Linked DNA regions of Mus musculus: region 1 is linked to region 2. The links are chromatin loops, found by intact Hi-C in ENCODE. Cell type or tissue: heart. All regions are shown on one strand.

The links. Hi-C counts contacts between places; a loop is a spot of excess contacts. Peaks named below come from ENCODE experiments on the same cell type or tissue, not always from the same donor. Only the 100,000 strongest peaks of a DNase experiment are listed, where the experiment ranks them.
Region 1: it touches region 2 in a loop (4-fold over the local background); 2 of 42 quality-filtered maps call a loop at or near these places.

What each region holds. Positions count from the first base shown.
Region 1 is chr4:21,875,583-21,883,582 of GRCm38, reverse strand. Pnisr (PNN interacting serine/arginine-rich) reads right to left here. Exons shown (of 11, transcript NM_001369189.1): 11 at 7,108-8,000. It overlaps Coq3 (coenzyme Q3 methyltransferase), which reads right to left and starts at 3,937. Exons shown (of 7, transcript NM_172687.2): 1 at 3,787-3,937. The coding sequence starts at 3,895. In heart, no CTCF peak of the experiment used is centred here; a DNase peak (open chromatin) is centred at 3,792; H3K4me3 peaks cover 1,579 bases; H3K27ac peaks cover 1,171 bases.
Region 2 is chr4:21,723,178-21,731,177 of GRCm38, reverse strand. It overlaps Ccnc (cyclin C), which reads right to left and starts at 3,477. Exons shown (of 12, transcript NM_016746.4): 1 at 3,263-3,477; 2 at 675-781. The coding sequence starts at 3,294. In heart, a CTCF peak has its summit at 4,134; DNase peaks (open chromatin) are centred at 3,497 and 4,147; H3K4me3 peaks cover 2,012 bases; H3K27ac peaks cover 1,573 bases.

The DNA of each region.
Region 1 (8,000 bases), 150 kb before region 2:
TACTTACAGGAGCAGGAGCCACTAAAGGGGAGCTATAACCTCAGAGAGGGGCCTCTGTGACTCTGGTTCCTTTCAGCTTTCCTGGCTTGTGAGAATTGTGTACCTCCAGAATCTTATGACTCTCCCCTCCCTCACCCCTGCAAGGAATGTTTCAATTCAGAAGAAATTATTATATAACATTAAAACCATTTTTGTGTGTATGCACCTGTGTGTGGTGTATGATGCTATACTTGGATGTCTGTTGTATGCAGTATGTGTCTATGCACATATGTGTGTGTATATTTGTGTGCATGTGGAGGCCAGTGGTTGACTTTGGATGCCTTTCTCAATCACTCTTTTTTTTTGTTTTTGGTTTTCTTTTTTTTGGTTTTTTGAGACAGGGTTTCTCTGTGTAGCCCTGTCCTGGAACTCACTCTGTAGCCTAGGCTAGCCGCGAACTCAGAAATCCGCCTGCCTCTGCCTCCCAACACTCTTACTTTTTAAGACGAAGTCTCTAACTGAACCTGGAACTCATTCATTCAGCTAGGATGACTGGCCAGTAAGCTGCAGGGATCCGCCCCACCTGCCACTGCAGGAGTCACAGATAAGCCACTGCAACAAGCCTTTAGATGGGTTCTGGATCTATGCTTAGCTCCCCTGCTTGAGGGGCAGGTGCTGTACTGACTGAGCCACCTTCCCAGTTCTGGCTTTTAAAAAACAAACATATATATAGTCCCCTGACGTTTATGTACATTTGAATGCTTTCACCTGGTCCCCTTTTTCTTCTTTCATTTTTTCTATTGTTTTGCCCTTCTTCTTTAGCAACCCTGACATTCAACACCTCCTTTATCCTTTTGTCTGATTACCCAGGTCTTTCTTTCCTTTTCTATCCCTTTCTGGTCTTCTTCCTGTATCTTTTTACTTTGACACACTTAGCACATTGGAAAGTAGTTTTTCATTGTTAGTGCTGTGTCCACTGGTGGGCTGTCATTAATTTTTACACGTGTTTATATAGCTTGTATGGTTTGCTGTTGTTGTTGCCAAGTGGTACGTGGGTTAAATGTTCAGAAGGCGATCACTCACTAGGAAGATGCCCCAACCCAGAAGAAATATCCAAACCAACAGATATGCAAATCACAGCATATCAGAAAGCAAGACAGCATGACTCCCCAAAGACCATCCTCCAGCGACAGAACCCAATGATACTGAAAAGTCAAGTACCGGATAAAGATTTCAAATGACTTCTCATGAAAATGATCAATGACCCAAAGAGTATACAAATAAAAAGATGAACCCAATACAGGTCCAAAAGAGGAAACTCGACAACAGAGTGGAAGAAGTCAGCAACGTGGATGAAAGGTCAGCAGCAGCAAAACTACCCCACGCCCAAAATCTGAAAAGAAAAACAAGACAACAAACAAAAACCACAGCCTGAACAAAACAAAACCAACAGAAATGTTAGAAAGTAAGACCTCAGTAAATAAGTAGGTAAATAATACAGTGGAAAACATCATCAATAGAATCAAGTAGAGTCATATAACTAGAGGCCAAGGGTGACTAACACTATATTCAAATGCCAATAAGGAAAAGAACTAAAATGAGATACAACTGAAAGAAGAAATCTAAAAATCATGGGCTAGAAGAACAAGCTGAGATAAACACCAATCACACAGAATATCCATTCACTGGCATCAGAGGAAAAAAATTCCTCAAATCTTCAGAAAGAAACAGATATTCAAAACACATCTGGAGACTTGGAACCCCAAATACCTGCGACTGGAGACAAACCTCTCCATGACATTACAGTCATGTTATCAAAAACAGTCAACCATTGGTTAAGAGCACACACAGTTCTTCTAGAGTTCAGTTCCTAGCACCCATGTCAAGCTGCTCATAGCTGCCTGTAACTCCAGCTCCAGGGGATACAAAATCTTTGGCCTCTGCAGGTGCCCACACTCATGTGCACATACCCTTGCCCCCACATACACATAATTAAAAATAGAAATATTTTTAAACGAAAGTAAAGAAACAATATTACAAACTATAAGAAGAAAAATATGGGCTTGGAGAGATGGCTCAGCTGTTAAAGGGTAGGCTCACAACCAAAAATATAAGAAGAAAAATATGCACAAATCACCTATATAGTCGAAACATGAGACTAACTCCAGCTCTCTTGATCAACAATCCTCAAAAACAAGAAACCATGAAATAAAATACATTCTAAGCTCTTAAAGAAAATAACCATCAGCCAAGGCTGCTATAAGCCAAAAGTCTATCTTTTAAATGGGCGATGAGGGTTGGAGAGGTGGCTCAGCAGTTAAGAACACTGGCTTCTCTTCCAGAGAAACTGGACTGGATTCTCCAGCATCCATGGGGCAGTTTCCAACCGATAGACGTACAGTCCTAGGGAATCCGATGCTCTCTTCTAGCCTGTAAGGACATCAGGCACACACAGCCTGTGGTCTGCAGCTGTAGATGCAAGCAAACACCCATACCCATGCCCATACCAGAAAAGACTGGCAGTGACATGAAGATGTGGTGAGACAAGTACAAATTAGAGCAATGGCATCATGTCAGCAGAGCTGGCAAAGGCACGGAGGAGGTGACTATACGTAAGGGAAGAACATGCCAATCACAACAGCTTGGGAGGCCGAGGCAGGTGGGTCTTCTGATGTATGAGACACACATTAAAAGGTTTCTAAAAAATGGACCAGAGATGTTCTGGATCTCTGGAACAATGACTCGGATTGTTCTGGAAGACAAAGTTTAAACAATAAAAGAGTATAAATGTATATAAAGACAATAAAATCTTATAAAAGACAATAGAAGAGTATAAAATCATCTCTCCAGAAAATTAAAGTTGGAATCGTAATTCCATCTAGATCTCCAAGTTCATTAATATTTATTTATATCTTGCTCTCTTAAAAATTATAATTATTTTTTTCAGTAGTATTTAAATAGGTATTATTGCTGTTACTGTCATATTAAAATTCCCAACCATACCAATCTCTACCATATAGTGGTCATTTTCTTTTCTTTTTTTTTCTTTTTTTTTTTTGTTTTTTTTTTTGTTTTTGTTTTTGTTTTTCGAGACAAGGTTTCTCTGTGTAGCCCTGGCTGTCTTGGAACTCACTCTGTAGACCAGGCTGGCCTCGAACTCAGAAATCCGCCTGCCTCTGCCTCCTGAGTGCTGGGATTAAAGGCGTGTGCCACCACGCCCGGCCTGGTCATTTTCTTGTAAAGGTTGAACCTAATTATCTGCGTACTACTTGCGTTTAAAAATCTATAGCACCAAATGCAGTTAGCTCTTTACTTTATTTGCCAAACAAGAGCATAAATGCCTTAAATTCTTTGGCGGGGACGGTAAGATGGTGAGCAATAAAGTAGTGAGGCAGCGCTAGGACGTTCCCCGTGTGTCTTTCTTGGTTTGGTTTGGAAAGCAAGAACCACCTCCAGGATCCAGCAAGTTGAATGGCGGCTCCCGGGCCACAAGCTCATAGAACGCAAATAAAATAGGGCAAAGGTCGTGGGCTACCCGGCGGCGGCGGCACAAGAGACACGCTCTCCGAGGCCCAGATCCTTAGTCCTCAGCCTTTTTCCCCTGGCTTCTCAGACCTGGAGGGTTGTAGCCGCTGGAGAGAGCAACACCAGGTCCCGGAGGTCACCAGGGATGAGGACGGGGCAGCGCGGCGCTGCTTTTAACCAGACCCCACGGAGCCGGACAGCCCACCGCTCTCTGCCGCGCTTGCGCAGAGCCGCCCCGGCACCCGAGGCGTGCGGAAGAACCTCCGCGCCGGCGACACTCACCCGACCGTGAAGTTAGGCGAGGAGGCTGGGCGACCGCGCTGGGGCACCCAAACCCTAGCGTTTCCAGGAGACGAACCCCACGAGAGCCCAGCCTTCCACCTCTCCACATCGCGACTAGAATCCTACTCCTTTTCCGGTCCCTCCTCACAACAAATCCCCAGCGGAAGGGTTCCGCCTCCTACACTCGCGGATGCCGGCTTTTGCATTTGCATTAGTTAATGTGAATTTGTGGTCACCGTTAACTCGAGCTCCTCTATCAAATTATGTCTGCAATGAAATAAAGAGATGTTCCTAATAAAAGGCCACGAAGACCTACCTACCTTCTCGTCCTACGAGTCACGCCGTGCTGTTTTCGTATTTACGAGCTATCTCCTCAGTCTTGGAAAACCGACTCTAATGCTTAAAATCAAGTACGGAAATGCTTTTTCCGAGAAACCCATTCTCTTTCAATGCGCTCAAGTAATCACAGAGAACAGAAGTCCACATCTAAAGTACATTCTTTGAAACTGACCCTTTATTCTGTTCAGGATACACCGTATGTAGCAGAAAACTCCTTACACTCAGTTTAGACGTTTATTGGAAGTAGAAACGGAGCAGTATGAAAGATTCTAGTATGAATCTAATATGAAGTTCATACTAGTTTTTTTTTTTTTTTTTTTTTTTGTCAACTTGACATTAATTTGATTCACCAGGAAACAGGGACCCTCTCCTGAATTGCCTTCATTAGACTGAACTGCGTGTTTGTGGGGCGGCGTTTTCTTGATTGATGTTCAGCCCTTTGGAAAGTGGAACTGGGTTGTATCTGAAGCTTGCATTTATGGATCTCGCCCAGACTTCCCTCAATGATTGATTAGGATCTCTAAGCCAAAGAGAAAGAAACCCTTCCTAGAGTTGCTTTTAGTCAGTGTTTTATCCCAGCAACTAAAAGCAAACCAGGAACGGTTAAAAAACAAACAACAAAATAAAAAATAATGCCCTCATAAAAAGAAGGGTAAACTCCTAAAATTTAGGGCGTCATTCTACATTTCAGCAGGCAGTGCTGTCCTTTAAATCGGGGAAACTTACTAAGCTCTCATCCTCTGAGCTAAAATACTAACCTCATAAGCTGTATGAAAACCAGCTGCTCTATCACTGTCAGAGGTCCCTGTGTTTGGAGGTATATGGCCATTTCTCCAAATGAAGGTGGAAAGTTTTATACACAAGTTGAAGTGTCATGTTTTTGCTGGATTGACAGACCCACGGAAAATCATGGTTAACACTCTTAAGGACTTCTGTGCATGGACTGTACTTAACATTAAGTGTACACCACACAGCTCCATAGCCATCCCAGTCTCGCTTCAGCAAAGGCAGGAAGTGATATGCTTAAATACTGGTAGGAAGCAAAGAACCCTCTAAATCCCCCCACGCAGCAACAAAACGCTTTTCTGTAAGTTCAGTTGAGCTGTGTCAGAAATAAAATTGTGGTGACTGTAATGCAGTATGTAGCCATTACTGTAGGAAAGTTCCAGAGTAACTCCAGTCTTACTTATGAACAAGCTGTAAACTAGCTCATACATATTTTAGAAAACTCAACACCCATTTAACATTTGCAATGTGTTCTAGTTCTTTAATAAAAAATGAAGGGTAAGTCACTTTATGTCTACACAAGCTTTATCCCTTTGAACAATCTACTACATCCATCCAGCTGAATGAGTTCTTGGACTTACTCAAAAAGTCTATCACACGGTATCCACTCTGAGAAATTCTATATTGCCACATTCTATTTAAAACTGAACTTACAGGGGAGTTGGAGAAATGGCTCAGTGAGGACCCAAGTTTCAGTTTTCACACTGTGACTCACAACCATATGTAACTCCCTATCTAGGGCACCTAACACCCTCTTCAGGTCCTTGTGGGCACCCTAACACAGATATACACTCACTATCACTAGTTCAGTTTAGAAACTTCAATGTTAATTTTTTTAACTTACTATAGGAATTTTTAGCCTTATGCAACTCCTAAAAATTTCCAACTAAAAAGTTTTAAAGCCCAGGGTCTAGAAAAATCACACACACCCCATTAAAGAAATAAATCCCAGAGCCCCTTGGTGATGGTTTAGTGGCTGAAAGCCCTGGCTGCTCATTCACAAAGTTGAATTCCCAGCATCCACAGGACCAGGTTGAATTCCCAGCACCCATATGGTGACTCACAACTGGAACTCAGGAACTCAGAGTGGAGACAAATGAAGGCAAAACACCAATACACATAAAATACATACACATTACAAGTTTTTTAAAAGTTGTAAAGCTCTTCTGCCATTATTCTTCATATTTCTTTAAAATGGACTATATTTGGGCATTTACCTATTGTGCAGTACAAAATCGACAAGACAGTTTACAAAGGCAGAAAACACATACATTACTGGAACTGCACAATATTGATATTTTGGGGCCTTAAAGCAATCTTGTAATTCTCCAAATAGGGTGGAGTCCACCCATATTCACAAAATCACAATGACTCCTACACTAGAGAACGTGGATTCCTTCAGCTTTTTTCATACTTACTATATATGTGCAGGCATGCACGGAGCAAACGTGGAAGAGTTACAGGACAATATTATTTAAATGCAATGGTATTACTGGATACTAAGATTATTATTTAAGTAAAAATATTTGACTTGCAGATTGTTCTACAGCACTTCTAATTCATGTTCGTGTGTGTGTGTGTGTGTGTGTGTGTGTGTGTGTGTGTACCATGTGTAGGTAAGTAAGCACCCACAGAGGCTAGGCTAGAGAGGGGTGTCTTACCCTGGGGGCTGGAGCCACAGGAAGTTGTGAGCCACCTAGTGTAGGTGTGGGGAAACTTAGGTTCTCTGCAAGAACTGTAATAAATGTTCTTAACCACTGAGCCCTCTCTCCAGACTTGCAAAAGGGAATCTTGTAAAGACATTCTGATCAAACAATTCAGATTGACTGTCTTGAAAATTGAATGTATTCATTTTTCAAAAGTGTAATTTTAAAAAGTACTTTATAACCAAAGTTTACATCTAACATTTATATACAATTTAGCATTTGCACCCTAAATTATGCAAGCCCTATTTAAAAAAATTTCCCCACTCAAATAAATACTGTTACATGTAAAGGAAGTAATAAATTTTCCACAAAAATCTTACAGTTGGAAATACAATCATAATGCAGGTGTATCTATTAGTAATCATGAATACTTTGTTGGTTTTAAAAGGTTAGATTTAATGATAAAAAGCGTGCAAATTATTAAGCAAAACTGGCGAATTCCTTTTGATTTTCATTTGTATGTCTAAAAATGTATGTATCATAGCCAGCAGAATTTTTCAGTAGAATTTTATTTTGAAAATAATACTTCACTTGAAGAGTAATCTAAAACACTTTAAGGTATGAAAATTTTATACAACTTATCTATTACAAATTAATCAGAATTCTTCAATTAGATACACTGTGTTAGCTCACCTACATAAAAAATATTGCACATTTTGTCTCCAGATATTACTGATGACTAAATTGTATAGAACTCCAAACTACTTATTCTGTGAAATGGCAACTTTATAAATATTGTAACTAAATGCACTGTAAACAGCCATTTTGGTAAACATGCATTTATTCACAGATTTATTTCCTTTAGATAAATGCGTAACTGCTCAAAATTAAGATGCTATGTCGAGGTACAAGAATGCACAAACAAATCTATTTCTGTCTTCATTTCAAGGAAACACTGATCTTGGCAAAAACCTGGCATTATTTTCAAATGAACTATTGCTGGTAAGAAAGCATAATACTCTGCCTTCTGTGTTCTGCACTGTGCTTCTCTTTCAGTTACAATATGAAAAGCACTGTTTCCAGAGATCAACTATCAATGTGTAAGTGTATCGTCTTAAAAACTCAGACCTGAAGCAGCTGAACACTTGGCGAAATGCCTACTACTCATCAAGCGGGGACTCACGCTAGACCGTTCACTAGCCATGGGTTTTGGAAACTGAGAAAATCAGACCATTTTAATGTTATGCAATTGACACAATCCTGCATAACACAATATTCCACCATTAAGCTGAGGTCATATTATATTTTTAAAATATATTGAATCCTACATCCTATTTCTTAACGGGTAACCCCAAGGTGTTAGGCATGTAGAACAGGAGTGACTATATAGTTCCAGACTATTAGTGTCAAATAGTCATTACAAATAACTCTACTGGTGTAATG
Region 2 (8,000 bases):
GTTTGCTAGGCCCCGGCATAGTCTCACAAGAGACAGCTACATCTGGGTCCTTTCAATAAAATCTTGCTAGTGTATGCAATGGTGTCAGCGTTTGGATGCTGATTATGGGGTGGATCCCTGGATATGGCAGTCTCTACGAGGTCCATCCTTTCATCTCAGCTCCAAACTTTGTCTCTGTAACTCCTTCCATGGGTGTTTTGTTCCCAAGTCATCATCTTTTGTTTGGATTTTTCGAGACAGGGTTTCTCTGTGTAGCCCTGGCTGTCCTGGAACTCACTTTGTAGACCAGGCTGGCCTCGAACTCAGGAATCCACCTGCCTCTGCCTCCTGTGTGCTGGGATCAAAGGTGTGCGCCACTACCGCCTGGCGACTAAATCTTCTTGCTTATGCAAAGTTATAAGGTAAAATGAGAACTACTGGATGCTAATTTAAATAATCATTTATTCTTAAAGTATTTTGCTTAGGCCAACCTTAAAAATGGACCTCACTAGAAATGCCTGAGATTAGTCAACACTGGGCTATAATACATAAGGTGCGAAAAGTATTACCCAGAACACTGAAATGATAATTGTCTAAATAAAAGCATTAACTATAGACTTTAACAACTCATGGAAATTACCATATAAAATAGTGACCAGCTATAGTATACTACTTCAACCAATATAAAAGTTTACCATTTGTAAAAAATATTTGTAACTTCCAATACTCCTCTTCTGAGAGAAACTTTAGGTCCTTTTGGCGCTCTTTCAACAGATCTTGTTTATCCAAAATCCACTGCAAACTAGAGAAGGTAAAGATTTAAAACATGGCATAGAAAGGCAACAGCAGGGATGGGAAGGGGAGGAGCTGCTTGAGGTACTGGGAGGAGAGAGGGTTGATATTGGGATGTAAAGTGAATAAATAAATTTATAGGAAAAAAGCCAACAAGCCAAAGCATTTAAAACATTAAGATTCAATAAGCTTACCATCTTCTACGAGGCACACCTCTCTCTGTCTTTATTTGTCTGTTTGGTTCTGGTTAGCTCTGGCTATCCTGGAACTCCTTCCATGGATCAGACCAGCCTCAAGCTCACAGAGATCGGCCCCTCCCCATCACCACCAAGTTCTGTGATTAAAGGCATGCAGTGCTTCACCCAGCTTCTTCTTCCTCCATTTATTTATTTATTTATTTATTTATTTATTTATTTATTTATTTGGAGGTATGTACTTAAAACATTGATAAAAGACAGTGTCTGGCTGGGAATGCAGCTGAGGTAGAGCACCAGTTTACCTCTGAAACTTCAGCATTAACTCTTCAGAATAGGTCTCTAAAATCCTTAGTAAATTATGTTCAACAATGAAATACTTGAGTTCTTCAATACATGCTCACCTGTTTCAAATACATTCAGACCTGGAGCAAATTTTATATTTTTCTAATTTAATCCCCTTTTCAATCAGTGTTTTCACCATCACCCCCAAGTTTCTCAGTCTTGTTGGACCAATAAAATCTCTTTGGTTTTTGTGAGTGCTATTTGTGAGTGGAATATATTTGTGAGTGCTTTGCTGGATATAAATCTGTGTCAATCAGTGTGACTCCCGTACTGTCTGGTCGATTAACAAGGATGCTGTAGACGCCATTTCAAACTCTCAGGTAAGTTATTCATCAGAGTTCTCTAGTTTTTCAGCAGCCCACTGGCAGCCTCAGCAAGATCGTTTGAAGAAAAAAACAAAAAACAGGAAAACTTGAGGGTAAAGAATCTCTTGATGGTTTCAAAGCTTCTCTACCTCTTTCTCAATTTCCTTCATAGTGTCATGTGTACCAAACACCAGCACACAGGTTTTCAGACCCTCTAGACTAAGAACCATCCTGGAAGATAGACTCTTGCTATATCCAAAGACTTACTACTGCCTGTCTTAGTATTATGTCACTGAGACAGGCAATCAAGGCATTATCTGAGCACCAGGATTAAGTACAGGCCCAAGCTTTATCCCACCTTTTTGGGTCATCCCCTTTTGTATTTCATTTTTTTAATGGAAACATCTCAGTGAGTGAGAACAATGTAAAATAATGTCCCCCAGTGATGCTTCATTGGCCTTTCATCTTCCCAGAAACACTTGGTAGCAAGGGAGGACCTGCTTTCAGAAACAGGTTTCCAAATTCAGTTTTCTTTCTTTCTTTTTTTTTCCCCCTTCTTCTTCTTTATTCTCAGGCAAAGAGGGAAACAAGCAAACCAATTCACAGAATTAAAATTTTGTTATTCTCTTCCCACTAAAATTTAATTAAACTAAATGTCTCTATCTAGTCCTGTTCATTTTTTATGTATTTAGTGGAAAGCCTGCTCAACGCTTAGCCCAAGCATACAACTTCCTGCATGTTTAACCAAATGTATTTAGAGACAAATATCTTTAAGATTACTTTAGCCCTTCCATGGTCACTGAAAGACATTAAAATTTAGTGATTTAAGTGGTTAAAGGAAGAGGACAAAATCTGGGAAATACACGACTTTAAGGCAAAATATAAGACACTGGCTAATGAATGAAAATGGATATATTTTGAGAGCCCCTGTGCTCGCAAATTCTAGAAGCATTAAAGTCAATTTAGGAGCCTGCAATTGGTGGCTCATGCCTTTAATTCCAACACTTAGAAGCAGAAGCAGAGGCAGGCAGATTTCATTAAGTTCGATGCCAGCCTGTGAGTTTTAGGGCAGCCATCCCTCAACGTGAGAAACACTGCTTCGGGGATGGGGGTAGTGGTGTCAATCTAGGCATAAGGCTGGGCCAGGAAGCAGCAGGTAGAAACAAGCACGACTCACTCCTCTCCTCTGAGTAAATATTAAATCTACAGTAAGGCGAATGACAAGAGATTATAATATCACTGCTATGAAAAAACAAACAAACAAACAAGCTAGCTAGCAATAGCCAACCATGTCCATCCAAAGCAGGGAACCTCACAGAGCTACAATGGGTCACTCTTTCCCTTGCCGGTGCCCACATCATCCCACCAATCAAACCCCAAATTTGAAATGAAACCGCCTCCGACTCCCTTCCCGGAGATCAAACCCCTTACCTCTTACCCATCCTTCGAGCTCACCTCCCCTCTGCTCCCGAAATCTCTCTGTGAGAAGAGGGGAGGCTCGCAAACGACAGCATCACGTTTCGGACCCCCGGCTTCCCAGGGAGGGCTCACCCGCAGCGGCCAGGATGGAAACCCCGAGGGATGGGCAGGCCCAGCCCTCCTGTGCCCCAGCCCCGGCCCCAGGCGAGAAAATGGAAGCTCACTTACTAGTGGGAGCTCTGCCAGAAGTTCCCTGCCATGGAATAATACTGCTTGCCCTGATACAAATGCACCAGCCAGCAAAGCGGCCCGCGGAGCGACCATAGACACAGTCCGGACGACTGTGCTCCTACCAGACTGGCTGGGCTGAACTCCACAGCCACCGCAGCCGGAGGAAGAGAACAGCACCCTCGTCGCCTTGACGCCGGTCGACAACACTGAGCGGCGTACACCGGTTCCGGCAGACAAAAGTTCCGGCCCGCCCTAGTTGCGGAGGAAGCTAGCAACCGCCCGACCGCCAATGGGCTTGTTGAGGCGGGAGCTAAGGAAACACGGGCGGAGGCTCCCGGTGGCGAGAGGCTCTCCCCGAGGTTTCCTGCCAATTCTCCTCCAGAGCGTCCACACACTGGGTTTCTGGTCTAGTGCGGTTTTCTTTTGGGTCCATTTAGGGATCTTGTTAATCCACGGTGTAGGCCTTCAGAAATAGCACACTGGCGTTGAAGAAAGCATGGCAGTATATGACTGCTTTTTCCCTAGGGCTGAAAGGAGAAATAAATGAAAGTAATTTTGGCCTTAAGATGTAAGTGCTCTTAGTAAAGTTCCTGTCGGTATTAAGCCTAACGAGTTAAGTGTAGACTTAACTTAGAGTAGCAATCTTTTTATGTCAGAGCCGGCTACTTGTTTACCTAAAAACATGAGCATATAAATGTACATCTAGCTAACACTTACGTTCCAAATGGGTATGCCGCAGAAATGCAATTAAATAATATTTAAATGTTGCTGTTATCATTGCAACTTTGCGTTCGCGTTTCGTACTGTACTTCGGCGGCAGAGTCAAGAACATGAGGAGTTTCAGGCCAGTCCTTGCTTCATGCTGAGACGCCATCTAGGGGAAAAGAGGAAAAGGGATGTAGATAATCAAGGATGTAAAATGCTTGCTGGTGCCCCAGAAGCTCTGGGTGATACTCAGCACTATATACACCTGCAAGCTAAGGGTATTCAATACCCTCAGATACGTTGTTTTGGGCCAGCCTAGGACAGGTGAGGATCTATCTAAATCTTTTAAGTTTTAATTTAAATTAAAAAATGTCTCTAAATGATTGGGCACACCTGAAAATTAGTCAAGAATTCCGAGGAAGATAGCACCAATGTTTTTCCTTTGTGAGTGGAGTCTAATTGAGATGTGGAATGGAGTGAAAACAATTTCTATAAGTGAAACTAGTATGCCAACTATAGAAAAGATGTTTTTAAATTCCACCCACTTAGGCACGTACACAATTAACCTGTGAAATACATTTATTCTTGAATTTGGATGAGCTAGACTAGGCTTCATTGTTATAACATTGTTATACCCCCAACTTAGCTTGAAAATTCGTCTCATTCTCATGGTATTTCCTAAAGCTGGCTAGTTCTTCCTGGCTGCCCTCTAGATCTTCAGAGAACTAGAGGGTTTCTATCTCCCAACTATTCATTTCAATGTTCCTTGCTTCCAAGATCAACATCTTTCTGGGCAGAACATGACTCAAGCGAGCTCTTTAATAACTAGTATTAAGAGTCTTGAAATAGAAACAACCCAATCAATTTTCATGACCCACTGACCAGAATATACCCAAATGACTCCAACTTAATAGCCAAGGTACCTAAAAAATGTTGAGAGGCATGTAATACATTTGTGAACATTACTGTTTGTTTCACTGCAGATCAGTTTGTTTGTTTGTTTGTTTTGTTTTTTCAAGACAGGGTTTCTCTGCATAGCCCTGGTTGTCCTGGAACTCACTTTGTAGACCAGGCTGGCCTGGAACTCAGAAATCCGCCTGCCTTTGCCTCCCGAGTGCTGGGATTAAAGGCGTGTGCCACCACGCCCGGCAGATCATATTTTTCTTTTTCTTTTTTTTAAAGATTTATTTATTTTATTTATATGAGTACACTGTAGCTGTCTTCAGACACACCAGAAGAGGGCATCAGGTTCCATTACAGATGGTTGTGAACAACCATGTGGTTGCTGGGAATTGAACTCAGGATCTCTGGAAGAGCAGTCAGTGCTCTTAACCGCTGAGCCATCTCTCCAGCCCCTCAGATCATATTTTTCAAAATGTGTTTTAAAGACACAACCATCACCCAAGTTGTGCATCATAGAGATTTAGATTTGCTTTAATTCTCTCTGCTCTTTTCCTTTTGTTTTATCAGCCTTGCATAAAGATTCTGTAACAAACTGCTTGCGATGTTTTATGTGCTTCTATGACACTTTTTTCTTTCTTTCTTTCTTTCTTTTTTTTTTACTGTTTTAGACAAGATCTCACTATGTACCTTTGGCTGTCCTTAAACTCACAAAGATCTGCCTGCCTCTTTCTCCTGAGTGCTGGAACTAAAAGTGTGAGCCACTACACCTAGCTCCTATAACACTTTAAAAACGGGAAGGCGTTAGCACACATCTTTAATCCCAGAACGCAGGAGGCAGAGGCAGAGGCAGAGGCAGAGGCAGAGGCAGAGGCAGAGGCAGAGGCAGAGGCAGAGGCAGAGGAGGCAGAGGAGGCAGAGGAGGCAGAGGAGGCAGAGGAGGCAGAGGAGGCAGAGGCAGAGGAGGCAGAGGCAGAGGCAGAGGCAGAGGAGACAGAGGCAGAGGCAGAGGAGGCAGAGGCAAAGGCAGAGGAGGCAGAGGCAGAGGCAGAGGCAGAGGCAGGCTGATCTCTTGAGTTTGAGGCCAGCCTGGTCTACAGAATGAGTTCAAGAATGGCCAAAGCTGGGCTGGTGAGATGGCTCAGTGGGTAAGAGCACCCGACTGTTCTTCCAAAGGTCCAGAGTTCAAATCCCAGCAACCACATGGTGGCTCACAACCATCTGTAGCGAAATCTGACGCCCTCTTCTGGTGTGTCTGAAGACAGCTACAGTGTACTTACATGTAATAAATAAATAAATCTTTAAAAAAAAAAAAAAAAAAAAAGAATGGCCAAAGCTACACAGAGAAACTCTGTCTTGGGGGAGAGGGTTGCAGTATCCTGGGCTGGCCTGGAACTCACTGTGAACTCAAGTGTTCTGATTTGCTTCTCTGTTATTGTGATAAAATGCTGACAAAGGCAACTTGGGTATATAAAGGGTTGGCTTCACCTTCTGCTCCAGCATCGAGGAAGGCCATGGCGGGAATCTGCTTCAAAACTGAAGCAGAGACCATGGAGAAAATCTTAATTCACCGTGGCTTACTACTTTGTTATGTTTCATGAGCCCACCTGCTCAGGGATGGCACTGCCCACAGTGGACTGGCTCCTCCCATATCAATTAGCAATCAAGAAAATGCCTCACAGACAAGCCCACAGGCCAGTCTAATGAAGGTAATTACTCAATTGAGAGTCCTCTTTGAAGGGACATCTAGGTTTGTGTCAAGTTGACAAGTATGATACCATTAATGTTCTACTTTACCTTTCTGATCCTCCTGCCTGCACCTACTAAGTGCTAAGGTTGCAGGCCTCTTCTATGTACTCTATTAATTTATATATTATACATGTCTATTGTTATCTTAGCACCTAGCATCTACTTTATGTCTGTGCCTATACACTTTCCCACATCTTTGTAACACCTAATAGGCATAGCAATACTGATATTTGTGGGGTTTGGGGATATTTTTAAACTGTGTATGTGTCAAGAAGAGGTTGTTAGATTCCCTGGAGCTGGAGTTAGAGGTGGTTGTGAGCTTCTCAAGCTGGTAATGAGATGGCCTCAGGCCTTCTGGAAGACCAGCAAGTGCTCTTAACCACTGAGCCATGTCTTCAGCCCATACACTGATATTTGTATCTAACTCTCACATAATTGGGGGAAGGTGTGTGCTTTAATATCATAACATGGATACAAAATCATGTTGGAATGTGAATGCAAAAACAAACTGCAACACATTATTAGAGCCATTATATAATACCATCCAGGTGCCTTTCTTTTGGGAAGACTTTTACACAGCTAACCAAAAAAAAAAAAAAAAAAAAAAAAACCCACATAGAATTGTTTTTTGTTTATATTCTGATTTCTGCTTCCAGTCCACAACACCAAACTTGCAGCACTTTCCAGAAAGGCTGTGTAAGTTAAGGTCCTAAAGCTGAGGTCTTCTGATCTCTGCAGGAATTTAACTTCGACTGTTCTCTCTCTTCTCCTCCCCTCTCTCAGAGTTTCAAGCTGGCTTCAGACTCACAGAGAGCCTGCCTTTGCCTTCCCTGAGTACTGGAGTTCAAGGCACATGCCACCCCTGCCCAGGTCATTCTCCTCACTTAATTTCCCTGTCTACTTCAGAGGATTTGTTTCACTTATTTTATTTTCGTGACCAGTGTGTTTTGCTTTGTTTTTGTTCTTCAAGACAGGGTTTCTCTGTGTAGCCCTGGCTGTTCTGGAACTTACTCTGTAGACCAGGCTGCCCTCAAACTCTGAGATCCAACTGCCTCTGCCACCGCCACCCAGCAATGGCCTAGTGATTTTAATTACTTACATAAACACGGGAAGGTTGATTTTGTGTGTGTGTGTGTGTCTGTGTGTGTGTGTGTGTGTGTGTGTGTTGGGGGGAGGTTAATTAACTGGAACTTGGGCAACGTATCTAAGGGAAATGTATTTGCCTCCGCCCAGAAAAACTGTTAATAACTCCACAGGAAGGGTAGAGCATCATGAGCCCCCCCACCCCATTTCAAGTCCTTCCTTGAAAGTTCTGTGAAATGGGAAAATCAAGTCCAGAAGACTATGTTTAGTGTTCTCCATTGTTGTGGATGGGCCTGGT